Linked DNA regions of Mus musculus: regions 1, 3, 4, 5 and 6 are each linked to region 2. A link is a loop called in an ENCODE intact Hi-C map of the cell type or tissue named here. Cell type or tissue: heart. All regions are shown on one strand. Region 1 overlaps Tacc2 (transforming, acidic coiled-coil containing protein 2). Region 2 overlaps Tacc2 (transforming, acidic coiled-coil containing protein 2). Region 3 overlaps Tacc2 (transforming, acidic coiled-coil containing protein 2). Region 4 overlaps Tacc2 (transforming, acidic coiled-coil containing protein 2). Region 5 overlaps Nsmce4a (NSE4 homolog A, SMC5-SMC6 complex component). Region 6 overlaps Tacc2 (transforming, acidic coiled-coil containing protein 2).

The links. Peaks named below come from ENCODE experiments on the same cell type or tissue, not always from the same donor. Only the 100,000 strongest peaks of a DNase experiment are listed, where the experiment ranks them.
Region 1: it touches region 2 in a loop (8-fold over the local background); 8 of 42 quality-filtered maps call a loop at or near these places.
Region 3: it touches region 2 in a loop (7-fold over the local background); 7 of 42 quality-filtered maps call a loop at or near these places.
Region 4: a loop joins it to region 2, with 2.8 times the contacts of the local background. A loop is called at or near these places in 2 of 42 quality-filtered maps.
Region 5: a loop joins it to region 2, with 2.1 times the contacts of the local background. A loop is called at or near these places in 10 of 42 quality-filtered maps.
Region 6: a loop joins it to region 2, with 5 times the contacts of the local background. A loop is called at or near these places in 8 of 42 quality-filtered maps.

Annotation. Positions count from the first base shown.
Region 1 is chr7:130,752,192-130,757,191 of GRCm38, forward strand. Tacc2 (transforming, acidic coiled-coil containing protein 2) reads left to right here. Exons shown (of 22, transcript NM_001004468.3): 18 at 1,427-1,470. Among named protein-coding and RNA genes, the nearest start is that of Btbd16, 19 kb to the right of the region's middle. In heart, a CTCF peak has its summit at 2,800 (motif pointing left); no DNase peak of the experiment used is centred here; H3K4me3 peaks cover 351 bases; H3K27ac peaks cover 2,229 bases.
Region 2 is chr7:130,602,975-130,607,974 of GRCm38, forward strand. The region is part of intron 2 of Tacc2 (transforming, acidic coiled-coil containing protein 2); the gene reads left to right. It overlaps Gm34365 (a long non-coding RNA gene), which reads right to left. Exons shown (of 3, transcript XR_378536.3): 2 at 4,279-4,408; 3 at 3,125-3,643. Among named protein-coding and RNA genes, the nearest start is that of Gm34365, 13 kb to the right of the region's middle. In heart, a CTCF peak has its summit at 2,301 (motif pointing right); no DNase peak of the experiment used is centred here; H3K27ac peaks cover 441 bases.
Region 3 is chr7:130,690,507-130,695,506 of GRCm38, forward strand. The region is part of intron 5 of Tacc2 (transforming, acidic coiled-coil containing protein 2); the gene reads left to right. Among named protein-coding and RNA genes, the nearest start is that of Gm34283, 28 kb to the right of the region's middle. In heart, CTCF peaks have their summits at 2,137 and 3,532; a DNase peak (open chromatin) is centred at 2,185; H3K4me3 peaks cover 2,859 bases; H3K27ac peaks cover 4,917 bases.
Region 4 is chr7:130,731,725-130,736,724 of GRCm38, forward strand. Tacc2 (transforming, acidic coiled-coil containing protein 2) reads left to right here. Exons shown (of 22, transcript NM_001004468.3): 9 at 1,782-1,842; 10 at 3,225-3,504. Among named protein-coding and RNA genes, the nearest start is that of Gm34283, 13 kb to the left of the region's middle. In heart, a CTCF peak has its summit at 2,859 (motif pointing right); no DNase peak of the experiment used is centred here.
Region 5 is chr7:130,533,271-130,538,270 of GRCm38, forward strand. Nsmce4a (NSE4 homolog A, SMC5-SMC6 complex component) reads right to left here. Exons shown (of 11, transcript NM_001162855.1): 6 at 4,892-4,982; 7 at 3,713-3,807; 8 at 2,254-2,302; 9 at 500-591; 10 at 307-396. The coding sequence ends at 322. Among named protein-coding and RNA genes, the nearest start is that of Nsmce4a, 12 kb to the right of the region's middle. In heart, CTCF peaks have their summits at 202 and 2,082 (motif pointing right); a DNase peak (open chromatin) is centred at 241; H3K27ac peaks cover 86 bases.
Region 6 is chr7:130,759,930-130,764,929 of GRCm38, forward strand. Tacc2 (transforming, acidic coiled-coil containing protein 2) reads left to right here. Exons shown (of 22, transcript NM_001004468.3): 21 at 1-106; 22 at 4,325-4,957. The coding sequence ends at 4,390. Among named protein-coding and RNA genes, the nearest start is that of Btbd16, 12 kb to the right of the region's middle. In heart, CTCF peaks have their summits at 2,283 (motif pointing right) and 2,915 (motif pointing left); DNase peaks (open chromatin) are centred at 2,642 and 2,902; H3K27ac peaks cover 447 bases.

The DNA of each region.
Region 1 (5,000 bases), 150 kb after region 2:
TGCTTGAGAACTGTCCACTGTGGGTTCTGGGTCTTCTGGAGCAGCACAAGTTCTAACTGCTGGGGTGTCTCTTTATCTCCTACGAGTGTTTTTAGAATAACACAATGCACGAGTTAAAGAATCCAGTGAGATAAATGTGTCCTGCATCCCCCTGCTTCAACTCCAGCAGACTCGCATTCCTCCATACATTTCTAGTAGGAAACAAAACACCTAGATGAGGGTCAGGGCCTGTTTTCTAGGCCACCAGCACATCTTCCCGAAGGCACTGTGTCACTTTCTGGGTGACTGGATTGAATGGGCAAAGACCCTGCATCTTCAGAGGACTGCTCTTGCAGAGGGATGCTTGACACCTTGATATTTTCATCTGGGGGAGTTGCCAAGCAATGCTGGTACACACCTTTATTCTCAGCACTTGGGAGGCAGAGGCAAGCAGATCTCTGTGAGTTCAGAGCTAGACCGGTCTATGTAAGGAGTTCTAGGTCAGTCAAAGGTTACATGGTGAGATACTGTTTTACACACCCACTCCCCAAGATTAATTTTATTATTTATACATATACACATACATATATATACATATATATATATATATATAGAGAGAGAGAGAGAGAGAGTTTAAAAATACAAGGGAGGGAACTGGAGAGGTAGCCCAACACTTAAGAGCACTGGCTGCTCTTCCAAAGGACCTGGGTTCAATTCCCAGCACCTATATGGCAGCTCACAACTGTCTGAAACTCCAATTCCAGGGGATCCAAAACCCTCATGCAAATATACATTCAGGTGAAACACCAATGCACATAAAATAAAAGTAATAAATAAATCATTAAAAATGCAAGGGGACAAGAAGCAGCCTAAGACCTTGCGGAATGTCTCCTCCATTAGAGGAGACTAGCTCCTGTTTCCGGAGGCTTTGGAAGAAGATACGGAAAGGATGTTAGGGAGCTACAAGAGCAATGAGAAAGGCTTCCTGGGGAGGGAAAGGTTTGAATTAGACTCGAGAAACAGATTCTGGGTGGCAGAAATGAGAGAAGGAAGTAAGCAAACACCCTAGGCTACACTTGGAACGAGAGAGCTGAGATCGGGGGAAATTGTCTATGCACATTGAGCGCCATGTCCGTGAGCCAGCTGGAAAGTGCTGAGCCCGTGAGAGCAGTGAGATGTGAGACTCTGGGGGGCGCTCTGGCCCGTTGGTTCACATAGTGGACAGCGTGGTGGACTGAGAGCTTTATGCCGGGAGAAGGAACTTAGTGATGGAGCTCAGGGATGAGTGCAGAGGGTGTGAGCCCAGCTCTGACCGGATTTGTGCTGCTGTTCCCTGGTTACACTGTAACACCCCCCCACGCCCCACACCCCCCACCCCCCACCCCCGTGGGCAGAGATTTAACACCGTCCTGTTCTATAGCTGAGTGTTTCCTTGCCTTTCTTCCAGGAAAATTGTGGCCGAATATGAGAAGACCATTGCACAGATGATCGGTGGGTGTCACGACTAGAGTGCTCAGGGGAGGGGGTAGGGGAATGGGGGTGGGTTTCAGCCACAAGGCTCAGAGCCAGTTCCTCTAAGAGTAGTGAGTTCCTCGGCAGGGACCATCTCAGCCGCACTTGTGGCTGTACCCTGAGGATAGCCAGGAGAATGTACGTCACAACTTCACAATTCCCCAGCATCTCCACAGACCTCATTTACCCAACCAGGTGATCCACCATGTTGGGAAGGAGTCTGAGTCTGGCCAGTAAGTTGGATTTTGCTTGCAGGAAGCATAGAATTAAAACCCCCAACCCCAACTTAGTTTAGAGTCCATGATTAAATATACAGCCTTAACACATAGATTTAGGGCCAGGATGGAACCCATGGCAACTCCCTACCCAGTACCCTTCCTCTTGCGGCTGGCAGAGCATGGTAGCCAATCCCAGCTCTCCCTGAGATGTGACACCTCCGTCAGAACACTGCATCCCTGAGTGCCAGAGCTGAAAGATTGCTTAGGCCTGCAATGAAAGACGGCCCTATACTAGCAAATGACACACAATGACCTGTGTGCCTTCCTTCATCTTTCCTTCCTTCCTCCTTTCCTCCGCCCCCCTCCTCTCCTCTATTCCTCCCTTCCTCGTGTTACTATCTATCTCTCCATCTCCCCCTCCCCATCCTCCTCCTCTATAATGAGAAACATTCTTGGAGATAGTCCAAGACCAGGCTTGTATAGTCTTGGGGAGTTGGTCTTCATGTTGATTTATGTCTAGCTATCTGTTTATTTGCTTAGGTTCATGATAATCAGTTTTAAAAATGATTTTTTTTCCCTACCTAAGGATTTGTGGGGTAAACATACAAGTTTGTGCTGAGCCTAGATCTGCACAAGCTTACAGAGCCTAGATCTGTACAAGCTTACAGAGCCCTGTAGCAAATGTTTGGCCTTTTGAGTCCTACCCGTCTATAGCTGACCCCAAGATGAACGGCTCAGTGGCCTTTGCAGTAGCAGGAGGGCCAATGGTTGAATGGCTGGCCCTCTCGGGAGCATTAATTGTGGCCTACGTTCAGCCACATTGATCCCATGGAAGGTGCATCCCATCAGAGCCAAATGCACAAGCTTATGGATGAGATAGAAACTTCAACATGCTGCGCATTCTAAGAGCTGGCAAAGGAACTGGAGAGGAAACAGGCTTCTCTCAGTGTGGACAGGGTTGCCTCCTGTGTCTTGGGATATGACACTGGCAGATGCTAGTGTGGTGTTGAGGGAGAAAGGCCTGAGGGAAGGCTGCCACAGCCAGCTTGTAGCAAGCACACAGCTAGGGATGTTCAGAGAAGCAGGAGTTCCCCCTGGTGGACTCTAAGCATGAGAGCCTGTCCAGCTGACCTATCTGGGAATCTGCCATTATGGTGAGACAGAAGCTACTAGGTGCTGATTCCTGCTTCTGAGAGAAATTGCAGCTGACCGCAGTTGGAACATTTTAATCTTGGACAGTTAAGAAGGGTGGGTATCAGAGGCTTGGTGCATTTCTTTCTTGGACTCTGAACAGTTTTCTGTGTACAAGAGAACCCCCAGGATGGCTCAGGGAGACTGCTACAGCATCCCTAGCTGAGTGCATCATCTCTTGGATAACATCCCTACTGTGTGCATAGTCACGAGCCTTACTCACCAGCCTCTCCCTCATCCGCTTTTCCAAAGCTTTTCTAACCCAGAAAAATTGTATGTCAGTTGCTGTGGAGGATCGCTGGGTGAGGCCACTAGACATTTCATGTTCCGTGTTGACAACCTGTGACATGACCGCCCAGGGAAGGTGGGTGGACCCGCCTGCCTCGTAGGAAAGTAGGTCCCTTCACATGTAGAAACAAGCCCATGGGCCTCATCTGGATTCCATGTTTTCATCCCAGTTTCATTCCACCTGTCCAGCAAGGCGAACCTGGGCCTGAGAGCCTGGCAGCTTAGGACCAGAGTGCATGTGTTTTGAGGGAGAGCCTGGTTCCTCTGACCCAGGCGCCACACCTGCTCATCCCTTCTCAGCAGCTCCTCAGGAGAAAGCGTGCCTTATCTAAGCTCAGTAGTGGGCTCCATGGAATGCAGGACAGGAAGGAACCTCTGCGCTTTCTGCATTCCAGATTGTGGCGATTTTTTGTTTGTTTGTTTGTTTGTTTGTTTCTGCTTTTCTAACAACTGCCCTGATTCTCTGTTTTGCTTCCATTTTCTGTTGCTCTTTGCCCTTTGCTTGCAAAACAAACAGGCAAGCCTGGTAAGTAACTGCTCCCTACCCCCACCCCACCCCCACCGTCTGACACCCACCCATCGCAGCCCACCCCTCGCAGCCCCTTGCTTGTGTTTTGTTTTCCTGGCTTGGTTATTTTTGCTTTCGTATTTGCTGCTTTCCCCATTGGATTTAATAGTGGTTTGCCTGCAAACGCCAGAAAGCCCCCATCAGGGTTTCGAGTCCCCGTTGTCCTGTCTGGGGGCTGAGGCTGATTTCCTGACTTTAAGAGCCTAGCTTTGTTGGTCACGAGTAAGAAGATTTGTGCAGACTTGCCATTGCCTGGCTCTCCTGGGAACCGGGCAATTCTATTTTTAAAAGTGACAAGAGGAAAGCTTGGGCTAGGCGACATCTTAGATTCAGGAAATCAGATGGAACTCTGTTTGATAAATAGCTCCTTCAGCCTGTCTGGTGAAATGTATACGTGACCACAGATCAGCCCAGAATGTACATTGTACGGCATGCTGGGAGCAAAGGAAATGGCTAAAGTTCGGTCAATAACATCTAGTGGAATTTGCCAGTGCCCTCTCCTCTAGGAGTGTGGATAGAGCAAGTCTATTGCTTGTATTAAAAAGCTCTCTATTTAAAAGGCAGCACTTCATGAGTCACTGTGACGCTGTCCCACTGGGTCAGGGGCGATGTTAAGAGCTTCTGTGGGCAGTGATGCTGTTGATAACAGGTCAGATTCCAGGCCGTCCCAGGGCACCAAGAGCTTTGTATTCATTCTCTTTTTTTTTAACCTCTCCAAATGTTATGGCCCAGAAGCACTGCTATCCCCTGGTTCTGGTTCTGGTTCTGGTTCTGGTGAGGAGGCACAGTGAGTTTAAGAACACTGCAGAGTTGGGATTCCAAGCTGGCGTGTCAGACTCCAGAGCCACTGCCCTTGGTGGCTTCTGGACGCTGCTGAGAACCCTGGGATCATAGAGGCAGGGTGGAGGGACAATAGGCATCTCCTAGGGCAGTGGTTTTCCAGGCAGGGCCCTGGGTCAGCTCTATCTGAATCCAGGGAGCTTGTTACTTGTGTAGATTCCCCACCCCGATCTGCTGAGTCAAAAGAGAGGAGGGAGCCATGTCTGTTTGTGTAGCCCTCCAGCTAGCTCTAATGCACACTCTCAGCTGACAAGGCCCTGGGTCCACAAAATTTCAAGGCTTGGAGTAAAATTCAGGCTGTGACACCCCCCCTCCCCCTCACTGTGACACACAGTAATAATGTGCTGAACTTAAGACACAGCAAGAGGGTGCTCTATCAGAAAACAGAAGGAAAAATAACCCAA
Region 2 (5,000 bases):
GTTTGATTTTGAGATAGGGTCTCACTATGTGGTCTTGGTTGGCCTGGAATTCTACCTCTAGGCCAGGCTGGCCTGGAACTGAAAAATTCACTTGCCTCTACTTCAGGAGAGCTGGGATTAGGGCATGCAGCTCTAGGCCAGGCACAGGAGTGAAACTTTGAATTGCAACTATGACCTTTGTAGTCTCAACAAGGAAGACTCCTTGTCTCCTCAGATCTCTATCACCTGATTTATGTTTGTCTAAGTAACAGGACAAAGCTTTTAGTATCCGGATCTAACTAGACTTCTCAGTTGGCTCCAATGCCGTGCGACTACTAGAATTATTGTTTCTGGAATCCCACATGAGAGAACCTACCGTTGGCTGAGTCTAAAAGTCCAGCTCTCCCCACCTCATCCTCAGAGAGTCTTGGGGTCTCTTAGGAGATCGGAGGACTTGTCCCCAGCTTGTGTCACACATGGATTGATGAGTAACAGCAGCTCAAAGCTCTTTAGTTGATTGCTCCTCAGCTTTAGTCAATTATCATTTACTCTTGAAGAACTGTCTCTCTTGGGCGCTTGAACTACACAGCATCTAGGAAAATGCAAACTCCTGTTCATAGCTGAAAACAGGGTGGTCCGCAGTAAGTGAGCGCTTGTCCAGTGCAGAGCCAAATTCCCTCCAAAGCTCCCCTGCCCCTGCTCTCCAGGCACTCACCGTATCCACCATGCAGTCAGGATGTTTGTAGGAGGCAAGATGGGGGAAGGCTCCTGTGTGAGTCAGACCAGCCTGGCATCGCTCAGAAGGATAACAATAGCATCTAACACTCACTTGCAGATGGGCGCCAGACACCAGGCCACATGAGCTACACATACAAAATAAAATTCTGCTTTCTTTGAACCAATTCAGCTCTGATTCTGAGTCTTGAACCCTGCCAGGCTGATGGGAATTCCCACAACTGCTGTCCTGTTCTATTTTTTTATGTATTTTATTTTATTATATTTTGAGATAAGGTCTCTTACTACATAGACTTGGTAGTCCTAGACCAGGCTGGCCTGGAACTCACAGAGTTCTACCTGCCTCTGCCTCTTGAGTGTTGGGATTCAAGATGTGAGCCACCATTTCATACTTGACATGCTTCTCTAAAGCCTGGTGTACTGAGGCTGTCATCTGACCTCCTCTCTCCTATTCCACCACCAAGAGACCCAGCCACGCTATCCATGGACCACAGGACCATGCTGGTCCAGGCACGCTATCCATGGACCACAGGACCATGCCGCCTCCCTGTAACCTTTGCCACAGGACCATTCCCTTGGGGCTGTTCCTCAATGCTCACTCACCTCTGAGCCCGAGAATACAGTCAGGAAGCAGGAGAAGGGATTCCTTACCATATTCCCCTGACACATACCTCCACCCACCCTACCCCAACCCCGCTCCAGGACTTTTCTCTGCTCTTTCATCTTCAAATTCGCCTGCAGTCTCCAGTGGCCCAGTGGGACAATCAGCATCTACTCTGAAAGGATTCAGGCTTTTACAGGGGCTAGGACTAGTCATGAACTTCAGACTATTTTCTACTTGCAAAAGCTCCAGAGACAGGAAGTGCAGAAAGGCCTGTGGCAGCTGAGGTGTGGGAGGAAAACAGTTGTCCTCTTTATCCTTATCCTTTGAGGCTCTGCGTCTGTGGATTCAACCCACCATGGACAGGGGTAAATGCACTTGTAATGAACATATACAGACTTAAAAATTATTCCTAAACAGCACAGTGTATCATCTATTTTCACCCTGTTAGCTATAAGTAGTCTAGCCAGGCACAGTGGAGTATTTACTGTGGGAGCTCAGCACTTGGAGCAGAGGCAGAAGGACTACCACGAGTGAGAGACTGGTATGGGTTACAACTGATTGTTCTCTGCAGGCTAGGACTCTGTAGCCAGACATTGTTTCCAAAAACCACAACCAGACAGATTTTAAAAGGAATTAAGCTGATTTAAGGTATTGGGAGAATTCATTGTGGATCTTGTGCCTCGGGAACTCAAACACCTGTTGATTTAGGGGGCCCCAGAGCCAGTTCTCAACAAATATGGAGAGAGAATGTACAAGGAGAAAGGTACAAATTAATCTTACCAAGGATTGCCTCTCTACCCAGGTTTATCTCCACAGCACAAACAAGGACACAGACTTGGAGCATTAAATATCTGCATCAGTGGGAGAAAGTCCCTGTTTTGCGTTAAGAACCATCTCCCTATTTGAATTAGAGGAGAACTAGGGGCCTACATGTCCCCTAGGGTAGGTTCCTCACCTACAGAGGAGCTTGTCTAACTGCCTTGCTTCCTGATTGCCACATGGTGTCGCTGTTATAACTTGACCTTGCATAGTACCTGGCTGCACTTGGGTTCCCGAGGGAGGTCAGTCCTCCCCTCCAGAGGGAAGCTAGCTTAATCCAGGTAACACCCCTGCTGCTCCCCCGGTTTACTTGGTGCAGTCGGCCCAGATGTCTGCATCTGGATTAGGTTCCAGGCCCATCAAATCCCGTAGCCTTTCTCTTCTTACATACCAACAATCAAGAACGGTAGCCCTACAACATGCAAGCTGATCTTGTCACACAACTTTCATAGAATAACTGGGCTTTGAGGCTGCTGTGGAGGAAGCAGGGATGTAGCCCTAGGCGTGACTTTGGAGAAACCTCCACTCTGGTGGAGCCAGGATTTTTGGCTATGCCACAGGCGGAAAAAAAAAAGTTCAGGATTCAATATGGATCAAAGTTAGAGTGTAATAAGAAAAAGATTTTAAAGTAGATTCAGGGGGGCTGGAAAGATGGCTCAGCAGTTAAGATTGCTTACTGTTCTTGCAGAGGAACTGAGTTCAGGTCCCAGCATCTGTATCAGATGGCTCACAACTGCCTGTATCTCCAGTCCCAAGGGAGCCAGCACTCCGGTTTCTAAAAATACATGCATTCATATGCATATACACATACATGTACACATAAATAAAAACAAATCATTTTAAAGGCTAAATAAACTAGATTTAAGCATGTGTGTTAGAGAAGAAAGATGCTCATGAGAGAGAGAGAGTGCATACTCAAGACAGGATTCACAGAAGGGTCAGGTGCACGTGACCATCTTAACACACTAATTATATAGGGAGGTGGTGGTGGTTTCTTAAGTCATTGTTCACAGGGTTTCATTCATAATTGTTTTTATTTATTGGGGTATACGTCTGTCACGGTACACTTGAGAAGGTCAGGGAACAATCTGCAGGAACTGGTTCTCTCTGACCATGTGTGATTCTGGGCGATCAAACTCGCTCATGCCACAGGGCTTGGCGGCAAGTGCCTTTACCTGGGGCATCATCTACCTGGCTGTATGCATTGTGTTTGTAAGGGACATTTTTGTCATTTTTTTTTGTCCCCTCTAATGGGAATGAGATTGTAGGAGATGGTGTCTCAGACACATTGGAGAGGATCATAGGGTGGTTAAAGAAAAATAGGTCATAAAAGGCCTCCTTACTCTAAGAAGGTCATGCGGAAGGTAACGTATTTGTTTTGACTGTGCACAAGGTTCATAATCGCAGCAAATTACTGTTTACAGCCGGCAAGAGTAGGAGGTGACTCTCAAAGGTCAGCTGTGCTTAAGCTTCAAGCATGGTTGTTAACATTCTCATATGAAATCTCTGTTAAAAAAAAAAAGAAAAAGAAAATGGTTGGGCGCGATGTCACATGCCTTTAATGCCTGCAGCAGAGACTCTGGTCCTCTGTGGGGTTGAAGCCAGCCTGGTCTATATTGTTAAGTCGTAGGCCGGCCTATAATTCTGTCCAATTGTATGTGAGAGACTACCCTATGATCTCATGACTCGGTGCTACATGAGGATGAATAGAATCGATGAGTCAAAGATGCTAAGGTTTGGGACCAAGAACCCCCAAAGAAACCTGGCAGTGCACTTGTGAGCAACTGTGGAGAAATTAATCAGTTTAGACATGGTGAAGGAAAGACTATAGGAGAGGTAAAGACTGGCTGGAGAGACTCCTGATCGGGCCTTTATTTAAGCAGGCCCCTGGCAGTAGGGAAGAGTGGCAGTTTAATGGGGTGATTATGGCCCCAAATCCTGTGAGGTCCTTACTGCGGTTTCTGTGATTTACGAAACTATTCTCAGATAGACCAGCTCCTCCCTGCATCCTTATTTCAGTGACTTTAAGCCACACTGTAGAGCTGAGGAATGGAGCAGGGGGTGAGGGTGGGGGTGGACCATCATAAGCAGACTCTGGGGTAGGGAGTGGTGGTCCCCATCTCCCTGGTGATAAGATTTACCTGTGTGTTGGGTAAATGCCCCTGCCAGTCCTGAAGCAGCGTCAGCTCCTAGGTGCCTCTGAGCAGCAGAGTCTCCAACTCTGGTTAAACCATTCCTTTATCAGCTGCTTTTCATAAGACAGTCTCCTGCCTAAAGCAAAAAAAAAAAATCCTTCACGCCGGGTGTGGTGGTGCATACCTTTAATCCCAGCACTCAGGAGGCAGAGGCAGGCAGATTTCTGAGTTCGAGGCCAGCCTGGTCTACAAAGTGAGTTCCAGGACATACAGAGAAACTCTGTCTCGAAAAACCAAAAACCAAAAAACAAAAACAACAAAAGAAAACTTCACATTTGAGTAAAGTCACTGTCAGGAAGATAGCCAGGTGTTTAAAAAAAATAAAATAAAATCAATGGGCTTTGCTGAAAGGCAAGGGTGTGTCTTATTTCTCTCTGCAAACATGCCTGCTGAGTGCTAGACCCAGGGTCCAGAGCTACACACATCCTGGAGCAAAGCAGTTCTGGATACTTGAATATAGACGACCTGAGGGAACCCTGGGAAAAAAACAAGGCTCAGAGAGGTTAGGCAAGCTACAGGCTCATAAAGACCGGAGGGGGCACGGTGGGAATTCGAAGCACTCCCAATTGATGCCGCCCCAAACCCAGACCCCTAAGCACAGACACACTTGATCCTTAGTATCTAATTTCCCTGTAAACAAAGTCAGGCCTTAAAGAGAACTTAAGATT
Region 3 (5,000 bases), 88 kb after region 2:
CCCATGAGTTAATACATCTCCCTCTTTGAGGGGGACAGTCTGGGTCCCGCCAAGCAATTCGCCCCTGTTCCTTACAAAGTTGCACCATCATGGACTGTTTTCTCCTTGAGAGGGGGATATGTCCTGCAAGCCTCGCCCCAAGTGCTTAGAGGTCCTCTCTGTTGGTCCTTTGTCATGAAGATGTTTATCTGTCAGTCCAGGGCCTTTGTAGAAGATTCTCGAAGCAGAAAGTTAAAGAGGCAGAATAGAGCCAGTGAGGGGCAAAATGGGGTTAGTTCAGGCTGGAACTAGGACCCTCCTCCTTCTCATTTCTCCCATTTTTTCCTAGTTGTAACCTAACTGAACTCTGTATACTACGTGCCCAGGGAGAGAGCCCCTTTCCTTGGAAGATTACATATCAACATTGATGAAGATCTTTTCCTACACATGTAAGGTTCTTTTGGCTCCCTACCTGCAGACAGAACTAAAAGATCTGTTTTTGTTTTAAATAAAGAGCCCCTCCCCCTCCCTATGGTTGAATAAATAAGTTGCAGGGTTCTTGGCACCAGGTGACAGTAGTGCTGACCTTGAGTGACGATGGCCTTCGTGGAGGTGTGCTGCCCTGCTGAAGGTTACCTTCCCCACACGACTGGCGGCATCGTTTGCTGTTTTTATTTAAACACAGAAAGCTCAGTGCTTCCTGGAGATTTCGTGTCACTCAATCTGGAGGAGCAATTTTGATGGTGTAGTATTTTTGACACAGAGAAGAAATGTGAGCCCAGGAAAGTCAGCTGGCCCTCGGGCTCTGCAGCTTATAGGCAAGTAGCAATTCTAGATGTGCAGCCTGTGCGGACGTCCTTAGCCACACTTTTAGAAGGCAGTCAGTACGTACGTCGGGAGGAATCTTAAAGTGTGTTGCGTAGCTTTATTTTATTTTATGGTATGCACCGGTCGGTTTTACTTCATATTATTATTTTTGGGGGGCCATAATGTACATGCTTCTTATGAGCTAACTGTCATTCCAGTTGAGGAATTGTAAAAACATAGAAGAGTCTTTCCACTTTCCTGTAAGCAGTGGTGTTTGAATCCAGCTGTAAATGTTCGGGGCTCAGAAAGCCATTGCATTGAATGTGTAAGGTGGTGGTCGGGTGTTAGGGTGACAGGCACTTACAGGGAGATAGAATGCTTTTCAAGTAGCCTCCAGTGAGAAGGCCCAGAGCTCCACTGCTGAGACTTTCCGAGCTGCTCCCCAGCAGGGAAATGGGGTCTGGCACTGGGTGTCCCCAGCATCTATGCCAGCCTGCCTATGTTTAGGATCGGGGATTATTCCCCTGTACATCCTTGGTATATGAGGGAGGACCCTGACGCTGGAGCACAGCTTGCATAGCATAGGGCTTGACTTTAGAGAAAATTCTTCTGGTGGCCAAAGACCAGAATCCAGCCCCAGTCCCTGAAGGTGGCCCTGTGCTGCTCTCTCTCCAGCTGGCCCCAACCTCTGCAGAGTTGTTAAGCTATGAAGGTATCCTTGGAAGCCTGGCCTTGGTGGGCTGCAAGCCTAGGAACTGTGCCAGATCGATGCTTCTGGGACAGACTTTAGTCCTTCCCCAGCCTTCCTGTCTGGAGAAAGTTCAGGTGTGTGGTCCTCAGTTTCCACTGCAGCCTGTTTTTCTGGTTCTGTAGCCTTCCTACAGTCTGGGGGAGTGAGAGAGCAGGGGCCTGTTTCCAACTTTGTCAATTGATAGACCACCTTGCCCTGCTCTCTGGGGCGGTGTGTGTGTGTGTGTGTGTGTGTGTGTGTGTGTGTGTGTGTGTGTATGTGTGTGTGTGTGTGTGTGTGTGTGTGTGAGAGAGAGAGAGAGAGAGAGAGAGAGAGAGAGAGGTACTGCTGAGTAGTATATATTTACTTCTCAAAAGACTCACTGTACTAGCTAGCAGTCTGGGCTAAGCTGGGAAGCTGGGCTTAGTGTGTGAGTAGAGGGGAGGGTCTTCGCTCCCCCTCCCAGCAGTTTCCGGAGGATGTTGGAGCTTTGTGAAGATGCAGGCGTCAGGCCGCTTGGTGGTGGTGACATCATCAAGTCCCAACACAGAGGCTGAACCGGGGGCTTTAAGAGAAGATCCTTTCCGACCTCGCCAGTGCTTGGGCTCACACTGCCTCCTTTCGGGCAGCTCCACGCGTATCGGCCACGCTCACGCACACACCTAGGCGCGCACCCGCCAGCTGCACTTGCACGCGCACACTGCCTTGGTGCTCGCCCCCCGGGCCGGCTCCGGCCTCGAGCCGCTGCTCCCAGTCGCCGCCACCACGGATGCCAGCAGCTGCTCCCATCTGCAGTGCAGCAGCCCCGGCCGCCGGCCGGCCCGCCCCGGGCTGGAGGAACCGCACCAGGACGCTGGCCCTGCTCGTGGCTAGTCTGCACGCCAGGGCTCAGCGAGGATGGGAGGGTCGCAGTCCCTGCAGCCAGCCCCAGCCAGTGACCTGAACCTGGAGGTTTCTGAGGCCATGTAAGTGCAGTGCTCTGCCTCCTGTAGTCCCCGTGGGGAGGAGAGGCTGCCCGGCTTTGTTAGTGCTTCTCTCCCCCATGTGGTGCAGCGTGAAGCCTAGGCTGGCCCGGGAAGCCTTGCAAAGATTTACCTGGTGGCTGCTGCTTGGTAGTGTTTTGTGTTTTAGCTGGACCGAGTTTCTTGCAGCCCTGGGATACCTCTGGAGCAGAAATAGCCCTCTGGAATTCGGTTTTGGTTATTCAGCAGCAGGGTGCATGGTGGGGGCTTCTGCGCTATCAGCATCTTTTTCCTCTGTACCCCCGCCCCCACTGGTATTTCCTGCTAGGGAACTGGAGGCATCAAGGAGAGAGGGCCTCCTCCTAGGAGGAGTATTGTACATGCTGGAAACAGTGCTGGGTTAGCTCCCTGCATGGCAGGACAGATGGATGGCATGGAGCTCAGAGTGCGTGTGCAGCCGGGCTAGTCCAGGCATCACCAGGCTACTCTCTTCTGCTGACACCGAGGACGAGGCCGCCTGCTATTATTAGTAAAGACAGCCAAACAGCCTTGTCATTGGTTGAGGCAGAGTCTGACTATGCATCGATCCAGGAATCCGATCTTTTCTCCAAACCACAGTGCTAATGTGCTCAGAAGTGGCTTTTTATTCCCGAGGAGTGTTTGTTACAGTTGCTCTTTCTGTTATGGTAGTCTCCATTACAAACCCAGTCTTGTTGGGGGCGCGGGAGGGATGGGGCTTATAGACTAGGTCTGTCTGCCAGGTCACAACTCAGCAAGAAAGGCTGCTGTCGAAAGTGGGTTCTGCCAGTTCCCTCGGATGTCTTCTCCCCTTTTCCAAAGAGGAGAATATTTCTGGAGACTTGCGGGGTGGGGGGGTGGCAGAGCAGTGTGCGTTCTTGAGTATTTGATACGTAACTTTAAAGCTCGCAGGCCCTGGTCTGTGTATTGGAGTAGGGTTTGGGCCCCATGAGAGGTGTGGGAGTGTGGGGCTTTCACCCTTCGCTGGGCTTAAGTGACACGCTGGACTCATGTGGTGATGTAATGCCGGGCTGAGCCGCATGGTTTTCCAGGCTCTGCCTTTTGAACAGCCAGTCATTCTGAGGAGCAGGTGTGCATCCGACCTGTGTCTTCATCCCCGTAACCTGAGAGCGCAGTATCTTACAATGGAGGTGTATTGTGTTTGGGAGTTTTTATGGTATGAACCTAGGGCCAGGCTGTCCTATCCACTCAGGTGCAGTATTGTTCGATGTGTGGAATATCCTACTGCCTTATAGGACTCGAGGAAAGAAAATTTCAGACTCTTTTGTTTGTTTGTTTTCTCAAAGTCTCTGAACTGGAAATCAGTGACATCTGACACCAAAGCACCGGAGGGACCAGAAAAGATAATGTGACCCTAGGTGGGAAAACTTGCACATTAGCCATTGGAAATTAAGTTCCCAGGTCCCGAAGGTCCCCGTCTTCTATCCTGGTTGAGTTACTGCCTTGTGTTCTTGGGAGCTGAGGGCTGAGTCTGGAGAGACTCTGGTAGGAACATGTTCTTTTAGATAATAGTCCTTAAGGGTTTGTCCCAGGGGGATAGTGGCAACAGAAGATAGAGGCCCCGTGGCCACCTTGAGAGGGCAGCTGCCCATCCAACCTTTTCATTGTTCCACTTGATCCAGTTTTACCACTTGAGGCTTCTGAAATGTCTGAGAGTACAATTTAAGATGATACATGAGGCGCCTTCACAAAAATCCTATCCTCCGTTCCCCAAAGTTTAGAAAAGTGGAAAGGGGAATTGTTGAGGGCTGTTGTTTCTAATGGCTTGCCTTTGCACCCCCTTCTCTAAGTGTTTCCCCTACAGATGTGTTCTGCCCAACCTTGAAGTTAAAAAAAAAAAAAAAAGAAAGAAAGGAAAGTAAAGAAAAGAAAACTACATTAAGAAAGCTGCTCTTCCACGTGCCAGCAGGTGTGGTGTTTTCATAGTAGTGTATATGAGTATTCGTGCCCACGAGTGATACAGACACATAGCAGGCGTGGCGGCAGAGAAGTGCTTCCGCTGTAAGCCGATGTCATGGGTTCGAGGTTGAAGGCCAGGGGCGCCCACCTGCTGCCAGCTGCAGCCCACGGCAGCAGGAATCTAGAGGGAACATTTCTTGGGTGAAAGCTGGATTTGTAGAGGCCCATATATAAAGGTGAAACTGAGGAAACCGAGCGAGCGAAGGACTTTTGTTTGTGAAGCACTCTGCTTTGTTTGTTTGAAGGTTCTATCTTAGATTTCAAGTCTGGCTGCCTGTAAGTGGTTTGTGTAGTCCCAGTGAGCAGATTGGTCCCTCTCAGAGAGCAGTGAGGTGAGGAAGGAGGAAGACTGGGAAAGCTAAAGCCACATGGGATTGTGGGATGAGGGGACTGAGGGAGAGGGTGAAGATCTGAGGCAGCCAGCCCCTCAAAACCCTGAGGTGACACATTAACTATAGCATCAGACTCTGGCAGAAGTGCAGGGTCTGAGGCTCCACTCAGATTCAAATCACCTTTTTAACCAT
Region 4 (5,000 bases), 130 kb after region 2:
CTTTTCTGTTTCATCTCCACACTGTGATCAGCATGAGACTGCTTGCCTGTGAAACATGATTACCAGCAGCTGCCTGCTTGTCCATAACAGAACACTTCCCCTGCTTGGTTTATTTATATTTATTTTTTTTTTAAATCATTATCATACATTGCTTTTTAACTCCTCATTCCCCTCCTTTTTGTTGTACGTTGGGCTGGTGGGTGACTGCTCACAGTAGTAGCAGGATGCTTTCATATTAAGCACTGCGTGAAGCCTGGGCGGAGACCACCGAGGCTGGTTCTCGTGTTGTGAAGTACTACCATCTGGACTCTTGCAAATTCATGCTTTCAGAAGTCTGAGGGAATGTGGGATCACCCAGTGTGGAGCCCACGGCTGAAGTCCATTGCCAGCGTGGTTGTGCTCCTCCTGGTCACTTACATCCAGGCTGGATGCTAACCTGTCAGATCTGTGGGTAGCTTTGCCAGGCATTAGTGCAACTGGCTATCTGTATGCCTCTGGTGCTCTGTATCCTAGCCAGGGCTCTGAATCTATGTGCTTTGCCCCTATCCTTACAGGGGCAGCTCCCCTCCCCCGGAAAGCACAGAGTCTCCCAATGCTGTCTTACCCAAGCAATTATAAAACAGTTGTATATTTATATGCATGAATAAATATATGCCTTATGTTGGGACTAGACTGTTTTACGGTAAATGCCATAAATGCAATAAATAACCATTTATGGTCATTTTTTTTTAATGATCAAATGCCATTGTTGGAGTGTTTTATTTGAGAGTACACAAGGAAGGAACTTGGGTACCAGATTTCTGTACCTACTCAGTTAATATGGAAAACAGAGGTGTGTGATGGATTTAAAGGGAGGGACCACCTCCTCCATACCTATGCTCTGGCTTTGCCTGGTCCTAAAACCATACTGGGGAGGGCTGTAAACCAGAAGGGAAGGGCCAGTTTGCAGGTTGGAGGCCTTCATTTTTGGTTATAGAAATGACCCCAAGAGCATGGTGACTAATGGACCAAACAGCACTGTTTATGCTAAATCAGAATATTACTGTTTATGCTAAACTGGAATTAGTACTTTTTAGGCTAGTCCAGAATAGTACTGTTTATGCTAAACCAAATAGTACTGCTTATGCTAAAGCCATCCCTTTCTCCTGGGGCCAGTCTGACACTCCACCTCCATTACCTTGTATGAAAGAACAAAAGAAAGAAAAAGGAAGGGAGGGAGGAAGGAGAATCTGGTCCATTAACCATAGCCAGGGAAAAGACATAAACTACCGCCCTCCTCATCTCTGCCTCCAGTCAGAATCCTACCCAGAGACTTGCAGAGCAGAAGGACCCATTGTGCTCTGTGTTCCTGTGAGTACAAAGGGCTCACAGGATCCCCACAGGATCCAGAACTTTTCTGTTTCCGTGTGGGCTCCTCTGGCTGTTCATTAAGAGCTGTGTCTCGTTGCACATGTGCAAATTGGATCCTGTTAATTAGTGTCATAAGCCTACAGCCCTCCCCCAGCCGTAGCTGGCTCAGAAAGAAGTCTCCTCACCACGACTTTGCTTTTATAAAAAGAAGAACGGTTAGTTAAATTTAGCTGCATTTTTTTTTTCTGGGTCAGCTCTCCAAAATGGCTTGTCTTTAAAGGTCTCCAGCTTGGTGGGTCTTCCCTTTGGGGGCTAACGTTAGAAAGTCAGAATGGGTTCCCTTTAGCTGGGGTTTGGTAGGTGGGGGGTGGGGGTGGGGTAGGAAGTTACTGGGTGCTTTGGAATGACCTGTGACCCCATTTTATTTACAGTGACACGTTTAGGGTGAAGAAGTCTCCAAAGCGGTCTCCTCTGTCTGACCCGCCTTCTCAGGTACAGCATTCCCATGACCCCTTACACTGTATTACACTGTATTACACAGTATTACACTGTATTACACAGTATTACACTGCTGAGCAGGGAGGTTAATGCTGCTTGTGTGTGCATACATGCCAGGCACACGCTCCCAGCACCCACATGGTGGTTCACAACTGTCTGTACAAAGGTTCTAACACCCTCTCTTGGCCTCTGTGGGTACCACGCGCGCGCACACACACCCCCACACCACTTACACATATAAAATAAATCTTTCCCTCTTAGCTGTGTTTCTAACAAGCTCATGCCATGTCTTCAACTCTCTATAGACCAAGGAAGGCAATCCTCAGGCAGGCTTGCTGCCATTCTGGGTGATAAGACAAGTTGCTCTTCAGATCCAGACCAGCTTCAGTTGTTGACCAGGTGGAACTAGGACCTTAGCTCCAGGCATTGGAGACTTGAGGTCCAATCGTAGCTCTTGCTGAGTTCTCTCTGCCCTGTACAATGGCAGTAAAACCCCCTTCTCTCTTCAAAAGGACTGGAGTGATGACTGTTAGTGTTGCTGGTACTACAGTTTAACTGGGCTGTCTCCGACAACCAAGTGTAGAGACTTATTGTTTTGAGACAGGGTCTCACTGTAGCTCTGACTGGCCTGGTACTTACTACATAGCCCAGGCTAGCCTCAGTCTCTTAGTATTGAGATCACAGGTGTGAACTACTATATGAGGTTTGGTGGTGGTGCTGCTGCTGGGAATTGAACCTAGGGCTGTGCCCCCCACAAGGTAAGCACCATACCATGGAGCCACATCTCTAGACCTTGCACAAAGAGTCCTACGCTATAGCCCAGCCTAGTCTCACAGTCCCAACTGTCCTCCTGCCTCGGCTTCTCAAATGCTAGGATTACAGATAGGAGTCACCATGTCCAGGTTTTTTTTTTTTGTTTGTTTGTTTGTTTTAAATTAACTTTTTTTTTTTTTTTAAGGTTTGTTTGTTTATTTTATTTTTGGGTACACTGTTGCTATTTTCAGATGCACCAGTAGAGGGCATCAGATCCCATTTCAGATGGTTGTGAGCCACCATGGGAGTTGAACTCAGAACCTCTGGAAGAGCAGCCAGTGTTCTTAACCTCTGAGCCATCCCTCCAGCCTAAAACTTAACAATTTAATTAACTAATTTTTTTTTTATTCCCCATCCCTAATTAGCTAATCTTGATAGCCCATGGTCACTCCCTGAAATCAACCATCAGTAAAGGAGATCCATAGAGGAGAGAAGGGGTTTCCTTGAGAGGCCCCGTGGATCAGAGTCCCCAGGGAACAGACGGAGGGGTTTCCCTGGCTTGTGGGGCATGGCTTCCGATCAGGAGACTGGGTGAAAGAAAAGGCTGCTTCATCTCCTCACAGGACCCCACTCCAGCTGCCACGCCGGAAGCACCCTCAGCCATCTCTACAGTGGTCCACGCCACAGATGAGGAGAAGCTGGCAGTCACTAGCCAGAAGTGGACGTGTATGACGGTGGACTTGGATGCTGACAAACAGGACTTCCCTCAGCCCTCGGACCTGTCTAACTTTGTAAATGAGACCAAATTCAATTCACCCTCAGAGGGTAAGCAACTCGGTGGCCAGCCAGACCCACACCTTGCCTTGGAGAATACTGTCCCTAGGGGGCAAAGAGCCAGAAAAGGTACTTGCCAGCCAGGTAACCATTACCCGTGTGACAGTCTGCACGCCTCCCACTGTATGCAAAGCTATGGCTTGAGAGCACCTGTCCCTTGACCCTCTGATGCCTGCTGAGAACCAGACTAGAACCCTCTAGCCCAGATCCTGAACCCTCACTTGCTTGTTCTTGGCTGTATGGCTTTGGATACCTTCTGTAGCTTTGAAAGGCATTGCTGCTCCAAAGGGACATCTTTCACACTGATCTTTGACTGTAGGTCACCCCACCTCTGGGTCTTCTGGTACCAACCTTGTTCATGTCCCCCTCAGGATGGGTAGCCAATATGACCACCCATTTTAATCAAGCCTGGAACCAGAGGCTTACACCCCCTCCCCCACCCCTGCTTGCTATTGAGAACTTGATTGCATTTGGAAGGTCCCAGGCACTTGTCTTATCTTGGTGTCTACCTTTATGCTGTGTATTCAGTTTCTGCTTTCTCTCTGATTGTTGGGTTTGAATGAGTCATATATCTTAGGGCTAGAATGTTCTCACTTGGCAGAGTGCATCGTGCATAAACATTCTCTACTACATTAACAACTAGTGGCACACATCTACACTCCCAGCCGTCTAGAAGGTAGAGACGGGAGAACCAGAAGTTCACCCTCCTTCCCCACCTTTGCCTGTCTCAGCCTTTGCCTGGATATCTACTCCTTTCCCTTAATGCTTGATCTGGGGCCTCTTAAGATCATGATGAAGAAGTTTGTGCATTTCGTGTTCATTACTGGGCTGTGTGCTTACTGAAAGCAACAACTAGTTCCCTTCCGTGTCTCCACACTACTATGAGGATCATAGGAGCTGAAGATGGGTTTGAGATCAAAGAAATGCAAGGCCAGGGCAGGTAAACAGCAGCTGCCACCTGCATAGGGAGGGGCCTGAGGAGGGAAAAAAGCCACTTGGATAGCATCTCCAGTTCCCTGCTGGCTCACCTCTCTTGAGCTAGATAAGAACCTTCTAAACACCAGAAAGAGAGAGACAGACAGACAGACAGACAGACAGACATTTAGAAGCCAGCTTGGGCTTGTATTGAGAATTGAAACACATTTGATCTGGCAGTGTGTTGGTCATGAACTAAGACAGTTCACTAAACTTTCTGACAATTGTTTCTGCAAAAATTCAGCAAATGGGGAAAGCTTAAGGAGATGACGCAGTGGGTCGAAGTGTTTGCTATGCCAGTATGAGGACCTGGGGTCAAATTCCAAGAACCCCTGTAAAAGCCGGATGCGCATGCGCAGGACAAGCATCACAGTACTCCAGCAGAGAGATGGGGGCAGAGACAGGAGAGTCATTTTTCATCTAAAGAAACAAAACAAAAAAAACCCACCTCAAACAAGTGGAAGACATGGGATGACAACTAAGCTTGTCCTTTGACACCCATGTACACACTATGCTGTACACACATCCATATTCACACACACGAATATTCATATGCACATGCCTTCACACAGAATGAAGCTCAGAATGAA
Region 5 (5,000 bases), 70 kb before region 2:
GCCATCACAACACTGGAGAAGTCTCCATATTTCATGTACTCAATTAGTGAAAACAAGCCCACGAACAATCATCCCCCCCCCCCCCCCCCCCCCCCGCTGCTTTTTCATCTATAGAGCTCAGGAACACCATGGTCACGGTAGCTGGCCTCCCGCTCCTGCCTGCCTTTACCAGTTACAGTTCAGGAACCGGACGCTAGAGGGAGACAAACCCCAGATGGCCTGGGCAGGAGGAACTACTAAGGCTCGGGGTTGCCTAATACAACTTTAATCCAACTGTGTGGCTGTCTGTCGTGTGGGAAACGGTACCTTCCGCTGCTGGCATCAGGCACTGAGCCGCTGCTGGCTCTGACTCAGCGGGATCACAGGCTCCGAAATCTCAAAGGTCTTCACAATCTCCTGCTCAGAAACGACGAACACTTAGGCAGTGGGAACATTCGTAGGGAAGGAGGACCAGGTCAGAACCGCCCTGGGGTGACCCGCAGGGCCTGCAGGGCCTTACCTCCCAGTCATGGTAACTCAGAGCTATAATTCCTTGACTCCTAATTTGAATGTTGTGGTCAATTCCCTCACTTTCTTCATTAATCACTGGCTCTGTTTAAAAGACAAAGATTTCAAACATTATCAGTCAGAACAGGTAACTTGAACAGCAAACGATCATAGGATTGAAGCTTGTACTGAGAAGATACTTGTATGTGCTGCCTAGATATCACGTACTACAAGCAGTTGAGTAGCGGAGCAAGTAACCCCGCTGATTCCCACACTGATCATGGGGTCTTTTTCTGAACGTTTAGCTTATCTGTGCACTAGCCACTTAGCTAAACCTTAGTGAGTCCAAGAGGAAGCCAAGCGCATGGAACAAATAACTGCATTGGAAGTCCTTAGTTCTCCATAAGGGACTTCAGAAGGGCATGAGTGAGAGAGATTGTATGCAGATAAGAGCAAGAGAGAACAGAACCTCGGAGGGAAGGCTTTGGCCACATGGACAGTGGTGGTCAGAAAGAAGGAAGCTACAAAAGTTACAAACAGTAAAAGTTGGGGGGGGGGGGGGCTGGAGAGATGGCTCAATGGTTAAGAGCACCGACTGCTCTTCCAAAGGTCCTGAGTTCAAATCCCAGCAACCACATGGTGGCTCACAACCATCCATAATGAGATCTGATGCCCTCTTCTGGTGCATCTGAAGACAGCTACAGCGTACTTATGTATAATAATAAATAAAACTTAAAAAAAAAAGTTAGGGGGATTTATCATTTTGTTAATCTTTTTTTTTTTCAAGATGGTTTTTCTGGGTAGCGCTTGCTGTCCTGGAACTCGCTCTGTAGACCAGGCTGGCCTCAAACTCAGAAATCCGCCTGCCTCTGCCTCCCAAGTGCTGGCAATAAAGGCGTGCACCACCACTGCCCAGGTTTTAAAACCATCCTATTTTCAGAATTTTCAGTTAACTAGGACAGATACATTTTGTTTACATCAATTTTATTAAAATGGGAATTTACCAGGCATGATGGCCCATGCTTTTGATCCAAATACCCAGAAGACATAAACAAGTGGATCTCTTTGAGTTTAAAGCTAGTGTGTTCTACACAGAAGTTCTAGGCTAGCCAGGGACACATTGTGAGACCATCTCAGTAGCAGAACTTCTTTGGTTTAAAAAACAAGAAAATAAAATTTTTGTAGTGGCACAAGCCTTCCTTCCCCACTCTTGGGAGACAGAGGCAGGCAGATCACAGTGTACCAGGTCTGACTGGTTTATGTAGTAACTTCCTGGACAGCCAGGGTTATGGATACAGACCCTGTCTCAAAACAAACAAAAAAACACAAAACAAAAACATAACAAAAAACCAGAAGCTTTTAATCCCAGCACTAAGAAGACTGAAAGTTTAAGGCCAGCCTAGACTACAAAACAAATTTCAGGCTAGCCTGGGCTATTTGCGGGGTTGGGGGGAGGAAAGAAGAAAAGAAGAAAAACAGAAAAAGACCTTACATTTAGCAAAACAAAATGGATTTCATAAAGTCTATTTTTTTTGGACTTTTTAAAAGATTTATTTGTTTATGTGAGTACATTATAGCTGTCCTCAGACACACCAGAAGAGGGCACCAGATCCCACTACAGATGTTTGTGAGTCACCGTGTGGTTTCTGGGAAACTGAACTCAGGACCTCTGGAAGAGTAACCAGTGCTCTTACCCGCTGAGCTTTCTCTCCAGCCCCAACTCTAATATTTTCTAAAACTGATTTCTATGAACACAGTATAATTTACCTATTATTGGCAGTCGGTCTTGGTCAAGTCTTATTCTTGCAAAACCATCCTGAAACAAAAACATGGTTTGAGGCAAGCAGCAAAATCTACTGCATGAAAATTCTTCATCAGTTAGGAAAAGCTCTACTTCAGGCAGCCAAAATGTACCCTAAGTCACAGACAAGTCTTTTCTCATATTACCCTACAAGGACTATTATTGCTGATGTTTCTAACTGACTTTTACCAGACTTTTACAGAGTCCACACTGACTTTATTACAATTATTACTATACTATTCCTTGGAGGAATGGAGCGACACTATGGTACACTGGGAAATCAGAGGACAACCTGTGACGTTGATGGACCATGTGGACCCTGAGAGAGACTTCATCCGCTGTGCCAACTCACCAGTCCTCTCTCCCGAGAAACCCTCAGGGCAGCCATCTTCCTCTCTAACTGATTTATGCATTCTATCACATATACTCCACATTTTAACATGCATTATTCTGTCACTGGGACCACTGGCAAACATGCCTCTATTGTTTGAGAGAGTACATGGATAAATAGAAGCTTTTGTCTAAATTTAAAAACCAAATTTATCTTACATGTTCCGGAATGCAACATAATGTAAGGCTTGAATCTCAATTCAAATATCCTTAGCACACTGAAAGGGGTCTGATTTAATGCTGTGTACATGTCCCATACTTAACGAGCTACAAACTACTGTAAAGCCACCCCCCCCCAGCCTTTATCCACGCGCTCCAGCTTTTTGGCCACGTTAACTTTATCACTTCCTTTCTATATCATTACTAGTATTACGTGAGAGGTGTGAGGCTGTCTCCTTCTCCTGCTTCTTTGGTCTCTTGTTTCTTTGGAATAAGTTTTTTCTTTGTGTCACCCTACCCTGTGACAGGGTTACTCTGTGTAGCCCTGCCTGTCCTGGAACGCACTCTGTAGACCAGACTGGCCTTGAACTCACAGAGATCTGCCTGCCTCTGCCTCCCGAGAGCTGAGACTAAAGACGTGCGCCATCACCGCCCGGCAAGCTTGTTTTTATATAGCATGAAAACTTCAGGAACGTTACCACATTGCAATCATTTCTTTTTCAAGCTTTACCATTATCCTTAGAACTAGAAGTATTTCAAATTTAGAAGAATTTGGGACTCTCTGCATAGATACAATGAGGTGTTTTGGAATTGGGACCTAATCTAAACCTGAAATTCATTTTTGCTCCATATACACCTTACACTGCCAGAAGGTAACGTCACACTCTAATTTAACTGGCCTGCTTCAGTAGTTGTGAAAATTTCCAATTTCAAATTAGTAATGATTACCTTGTGATTTTTAAAAACTAAAAGCAACCCATAAATTTTAGTTTACCCAACATACCAATTAATATTCTGCTATAATGGACAAATACCTCTCTCAGTGGTGTATCATTTTTAAAACACACAAGATGTTAGAGAAACCTAAAACCTTACCCGTATGATGAAGGAAACATGAAAGATGTTTTCCACTGTACGGGGGAAAGAATGTGGATCAACCACAAAATCAAAAAATGACATTGGAGTATCAGCTGTAGAAAAAAAGAAAAAGACAATCTTCAAATCACACACACACACACACACACACAAAACTATTATTTCAGAACAAGGTCTATGCCCTAATGTTAACTAGCAACAAGAAGGAACACGCAGGCCTCCTGCTGTGGGGTATAGACCATTCTGAAGGTCAGTTTGGCATTTCTACTAAAATACAGATAACTGATCTGGCAGCCACCCTCAGCAATTAGTGGCTCAAACAAAGACCCACTTCAGCAGTCTTTGTACGGCAGGAAAATGCAACAAAGAACCTTTCCAGTGATAAGGATTATTAACTATGTTTATGATATAGCCATCCCATGGGAAACCCTGAAAAGAATAAGGGCAAGTTGTAGGATGTCAAACGACGTCTACAGGGAAAAGCCACACCTCAGAAAGTGTATATCAGGATTGATTGATCAATCGATCGTTCGATCGATTGATTGATTAGCTTGGAAAAAAGAAAAAGTACCCCTCCCCCCCAACCTGACATGTATATTTACATGAAATAAACAGGAAACACTGTTAAAGCAGGCACCCGTTTGACAAGTGACCAACATGAGGAATACAAGGGAGGAGATACTTTTATGGGGGCTGGCCACATGCCTCCGAGGTTAAGAACACAGGGCCTGGCATGTGTGCTGTACACAGACATATAGGCAAGCAAAACACCCATACACATAAAATAAAAATAACAAATTTTTCTTTAAAAAAAAAAAAAGTAACCTAAAACACTTTTTAAGTTATTTTATCAACATCACATGAGGTATTTAGGAGGAAAAGCCTCATAAAATATGTTTGATTAAAAAAAAAGGAAGTGAGACAGGTGTATCTTCTGCCTTTAATTCCTGCACTCGGGAGGTGAAGGCAGGCAGACACCCATGAGTCTGAGGCCAGCCTAAACTACTGAGTTCCGGGCCAGCCTGGGCAATAACTCCTTTAAAAAAGAAACACAGGAAAGAGTCACAATAACTCAAATATATGCAACTGAAAATGCCTTTTAAATAAAACCACCTTGTAGGAAGTGACAAGCCCGCTAAACACCATTGGTGGTACTTTTGAGCGTGACGCCATACTTACGGTCTTCTCGAAAGTATGTCTGCAACAATCCCAAGATCCTCTCCACTTCCTTCTCCGTTGCTTCTTGGTGAGATTCTTCCATGCATTTCAACTGGCAAACAAATCAACA
Region 6 (5,000 bases), 160 kb after region 2:
TGCCCAGGTTCGCGGCAAGGCCCAGCAAGAGCAAGCAGCCTACCAGGCTAGCCTGCGGAAGGAGCAGCTTCGAGTGGATGCTCTGGAAAGAACGCTGGAGCAGAAGGTGAGAGGGTGGGGGCTGGGCACCCAAAGTGAGGCCCCTCTCTGGAGGGTAATAGAGCCTGGTGGGTTGGCAGAGGGTCTCTGGAGCAAAGCTGGGGTAGCGCCTGTTATAAGCGCATGCCTGGTGACCGTACCACGTTAGATCCGGTTTTGCCTTTTGTTTTTGTTTTCCTCTCTGTTTATCCTGGAATAGCAGCCTGCATGGTGATTTCCCACTTTTCATTCCTCCACATCATTTGTCAGATATCTGTTAAACACTACTATCTTAGTTAAGGTTTTACTGCTGTGAACAGACACCATGACCAAGGCAATTCTTATAAGCACAACATTTAATTGGGGCTGGCTTGCAGGTTCAGAGGTTCAGTCCATTATCATCAAGGTGGGAGCATGGCAGCATCCAGGTAGGCATGGTGCAGGAGGAGGTGGGAGTTCTACATCTTCATCTGAAAGCTGCTAGCAGAATACTGGCTTCTAGGCAGCTAGGATGAGGGTCTTAAAGCCCACACCCACAGTGACACACCTGCTCCAACAGGGCCACACCTTCTAATCTTGCCACTCCCTTGGCCGAACATATATAAACCATCACAACTTCTAACATGCCAGACGTTGCCCTTGAACCTTTTCAACTCTCATTCTTACTGGAGAGTGGGTGGGGAACCCACCAGTCCGCTGACAGAAGATGGGCGATGGCAGAGCCAGGCACATTCAGATAAACTCCAAAGGTCACTCAGTCTATGCCTAGGTTTCCTGATTTCCAGTGTGCCCACCTACCCTACTACTTACCCACTGTGTCCCTGGATGCCCCAGTGAAGCCCTCTGCCATCCTAGAAACACTCCAGTTCTGGGTGGTCCAAAGAAGGCAGGGTGTCTAGGCTGAGTACCAGTCTCCTTTGCCCTGGTGGGTGTTGACTCCCTCTGCTAGGTGCTGTCAGAGAAAGCCTGGCAATGAACCTGGTCAGACGCTCACACACTCTACCAATCGTATGGCCCTGGTGAGCCTCGTCCTCCATCTTGCTTCCTCAGTCCCCTTTAGCCCTGAAAATATTTTAGATAAGAGAATTTACCTGATGTCAAGTGTGATACTAACCCCACCCCACTTCCAAAAACAACTCTGGAGAATCATTTAGCCCCGTTCTTCCAGGATAAACAAAGGTAACGGCTGCTGGTCAGTTGACCCAAGAACTGTTCTAGAAAGAGAAGGGCAAACCATTGCCATATGGCGACTACTGTAGCTACGAGTGATTTCTGGACTCTGCTGATTGTTCAAAGCAGTCACCATGGAGACAAGACACAGAGCTGCAAAGCCAAGCATTTGTTCATTCATTGATTACTGAGTACCATTACGGGTTTGCTGTTGGGTCTATGTATATTTTTATAGAAGTGGAATGTTCCATTAAAATAAAGACCACATCCTCTAGTCATTGTGTGTGTGTGTGGGGGGGGCAGTTGTCAGTGTTTCCACAATATAGGTTCCATCAGACATGTGTTTAAATCACCATATAGTGTTAGTTCCTGAAGGAGGAGCCAGGATATATATTTCCAAGGTCCTTGGCCCAATCAGAGCAGCAAATGAAGGTGTTGCTGTGTTTTCCGGTAGATTAAAATACATGGATGCCAACAAATTGGGTCCCTTGGCCTTGGATAATAGCAAAGATTAAAATCTATCTGCAAAGGTAATTCCCTCGCTAACTAAGCTTCCGGAGGAATGAGCTGATCTTGGTGTTCCGCCCTGGAGGACAGTATGATGTATAACAAACAAGGCTTGTCTTAAAGAAATTCAGAAACACATTCAAGGCAGGTCCATGCAAGATGCTGGGCTCCGCGATGGGGCTACTTGCCCAGTAGTGGCTGATGGTGCTGGGGTTAACTCTAGGGACGGATCTCCTCCAGTGGGCCTGTGGGGCTTCCACCGTGAGTCGCTGCACATTAATAGACATTAGAATGAAGCTGAGTGGTTGCAAGCACAACTGGAATTTGTGTTCTAGGCTGGACACATCTGTTCCTATTTGACTGGCTGTGTGCTCTTACACATAGCGCTTAACCTCTCCAAGCCTCTGTTTCCTCACTAAAAATGGGTTAACAGCAGCTCCTTTTAAAGGGGTAGCATCCCGGAAGGCGGAAGGCGTTAGCTTGGTGATTGGCATGTGGTATTCACAGCAAAATAAGATTACCATTTGTAGCCAGCAGGGGGCAGTAGTGGTGGTGAGAATAACTAGAATTAGTGGTCAGAGATTTTAGCACTTGTGTGGGCTGGAGCCTCAGAGTATGCCTAGGCAGGACGTAGGCATGGTCAAGCTGTTAGGAGACAGTGATTCCTCACCCGGCTACCCCCCTCCACTCCCACGAAGGCACAGTTCCCTGTTCGGTGGGCACTGTGGTGTGGAGTCCTGGAGTCCTAACCCAGGGACAGCCATGGGCTGAGCCGAGACATGATGCAGGAGGTTCCAGGAAAGGGGTTGGTGGAGGCCAACCTTCCTCAGCATCTCAAAGGAAAACATGAGATGCAGGAGCTCTGTCCTCAGGGAGGGCTGCTGGCCACTTGTGCATGATCAAGAGCAGCCTTGGGCTCCTGGCGTCTCAGCCCTCAGAGAGTAGAGCCACATCTGCTGGACGTCTCCCAGCTGGATCCCCATCCTACAGGACAGGAACGGCCACCCAGTTGCCTGTGCCGCATGTGTGTATCTGCCTTTAAGTGAGTTTCAGGAATGAGCAAAGAATAGCTTCTGTGTGAGAGGAATCCCCTGAAGTGGCCTGCCTCTCCATCGCTGTCTGCGCCTTTTACTGCGCCATCTACTGGGCATCTTCTAAACAGCGCTAGCATTTCTCTAAACTCCGGGCCATTGTCAGGAAAGCCATGTAAGAGCCATGGAACTTAGCCCAGGGATGAAAGCTATACTAGCTAGCCCTCCACTGCACTCTGCTCACTGTATTTTTGTATTTACAAGACCGCACGTTTCTTACCTTATTTCATTCTCACCAACGTTTTAAAGATGGGGAGTCCAAGGTTCGGAGTGGCTGTGTAACTCGCTCACCCTTACCAGCCATAGCTAGGATGTAAACTTGTTTTGCTTCTAGTTACTTCCTCTAATTCCTGTAGATAGCTTTAGAAGAGACCAAGAGACTGGGTGAACTCCCCTACAAGGAGACCAGTGTTGCTACTGATTAACTAGTGACAGTAGTAGTAGCTGCTGCTGTTGAAGCAGGTCTCACTGTAGCCCTGGTGGCCTGGAACTCACTATGTAGATCAGGCTAGCCTCAAACAGACATGTGCCACCACACCTGGCTTGGTGGCTTGCTTGCTTCCCTTTTTTTTTTTTTTTAACCTTTTTGGTATGTATATTTATATACTTGTTGCTTGCGCATATATTATTTCAGGGCTAACCACTGTGTTTTGAGTCACCAACAGAAGCCTCATCCCTGGGAGAAGCTAATTCTTCTAGAAGGCAGTGAGGAATTGTGCTACTTTAATAAAGTGTTGCTAGTAGGGTCTCTCTAAAGTCCATACCTCACTAGTCCTGGGTAGCTGTGAGGTTTCCAGTGCCAGGCAGGATTTCCCTCCTATGGAACAGACCGAGAACTGTTGGTGGCCATCACCTTTAGATACATTTTTTTTTAAAGCTGGACATTGTGATCATAGGTGTCATGGATGAATAGAACTATGGATTGGTTCCCTCCCTTGCTGACTTTCATAGCACTTTCTTTTCTTTCATATTCTCTCATATATTACATCCCGACTACAGTTCCCCCTCCCTCCCCTTCCCCCCTTGTTTTCTGGTGCTATGGAAGTAGATCAGCAGGTCAGAGGCTTTCAAGTTAGATCACCTCAAGTCCCCTGAGACCATTGTCCAAAATGAGTGGTGTCTTTAGCAATGGGTGACTTGCCTTCAACCTGTGAGAGACCTGCACCCTGCTATTCCCCTCTCTCATGGTCCCTTTATACTTGACCAGTGTCTCTGATTACTTTTAAGACAGGGTCAGTCATTGGCCTAGAACTTAATAAGCAGACTAGGCTAGCCGAGGATCCCCCTCTGTCTGCCTCCCTCCCATACTGGGCTTGCAGGTGTGCACTCCCATATCTGAAGGATTCTGGGATTCTGGGGGCTGAGTTCAGATCCTTCAGCTTGCAACACATGGGCTTTGCTGACTGAGTCATCGCCCCAGCCCTGTAACTGGCTCAATTTCAAACACCAAGAACACCTCTCTTGTCTTTCATTTTCAGAATAAAGAGATAGAAGAACTCACCAAGATTTGTGACGAGCTGATCGCCAAGATGGGAAAAAGCTAACTCTGGGCCAAGTGCGTGGACTTGGCCGTTGCGTGCAATACGAGCGTCGGCTCAACTGTTTGTCCTTCCGATTCCGTGAACAGCGTCTCCTTTCACTTCCGTATGCACTACTGTGTCCTCTTTCTAAATAAGGTTGGTTTGACCGTATGCAGTGCCGAGACCTACCAGGATTCCTTGCTATCCGTTTGCATTTTCTAGTATAATTCATAGCAAGTTGACCTCGGAGTTCCTGTATCAGGGAGACTGTCAGATTCTCTAATAGACTACAAATTGCTGGCCTTGGCCTTGGCCTTTGGCGAGCAGCATCTGATGGGACGTGAACATATGCATCGGGACTCTTGCCTTAAGGAGTGTACAATTGATCCACATTTGCTGGTTTGGTTTTTTAGGAAAAAAAAAAAAAAAGAATGCATGTTTCAAATAAAATTCTCTATTGTAAATAAAGTTTTTTCTTTGAGTCTTGGCAGCGAGTGTGGCTGTGAGTTATTTTCTGGGAATGGCTGAGTCCTTTCCTTCATTAAATCATATCAGGTTTTGGTCTCTGCCTCTTTTGCTTATTGATTTAAATTGCATTTCCTTCATTATCGTGTCTGGGTTTGTAAGAGGGAGC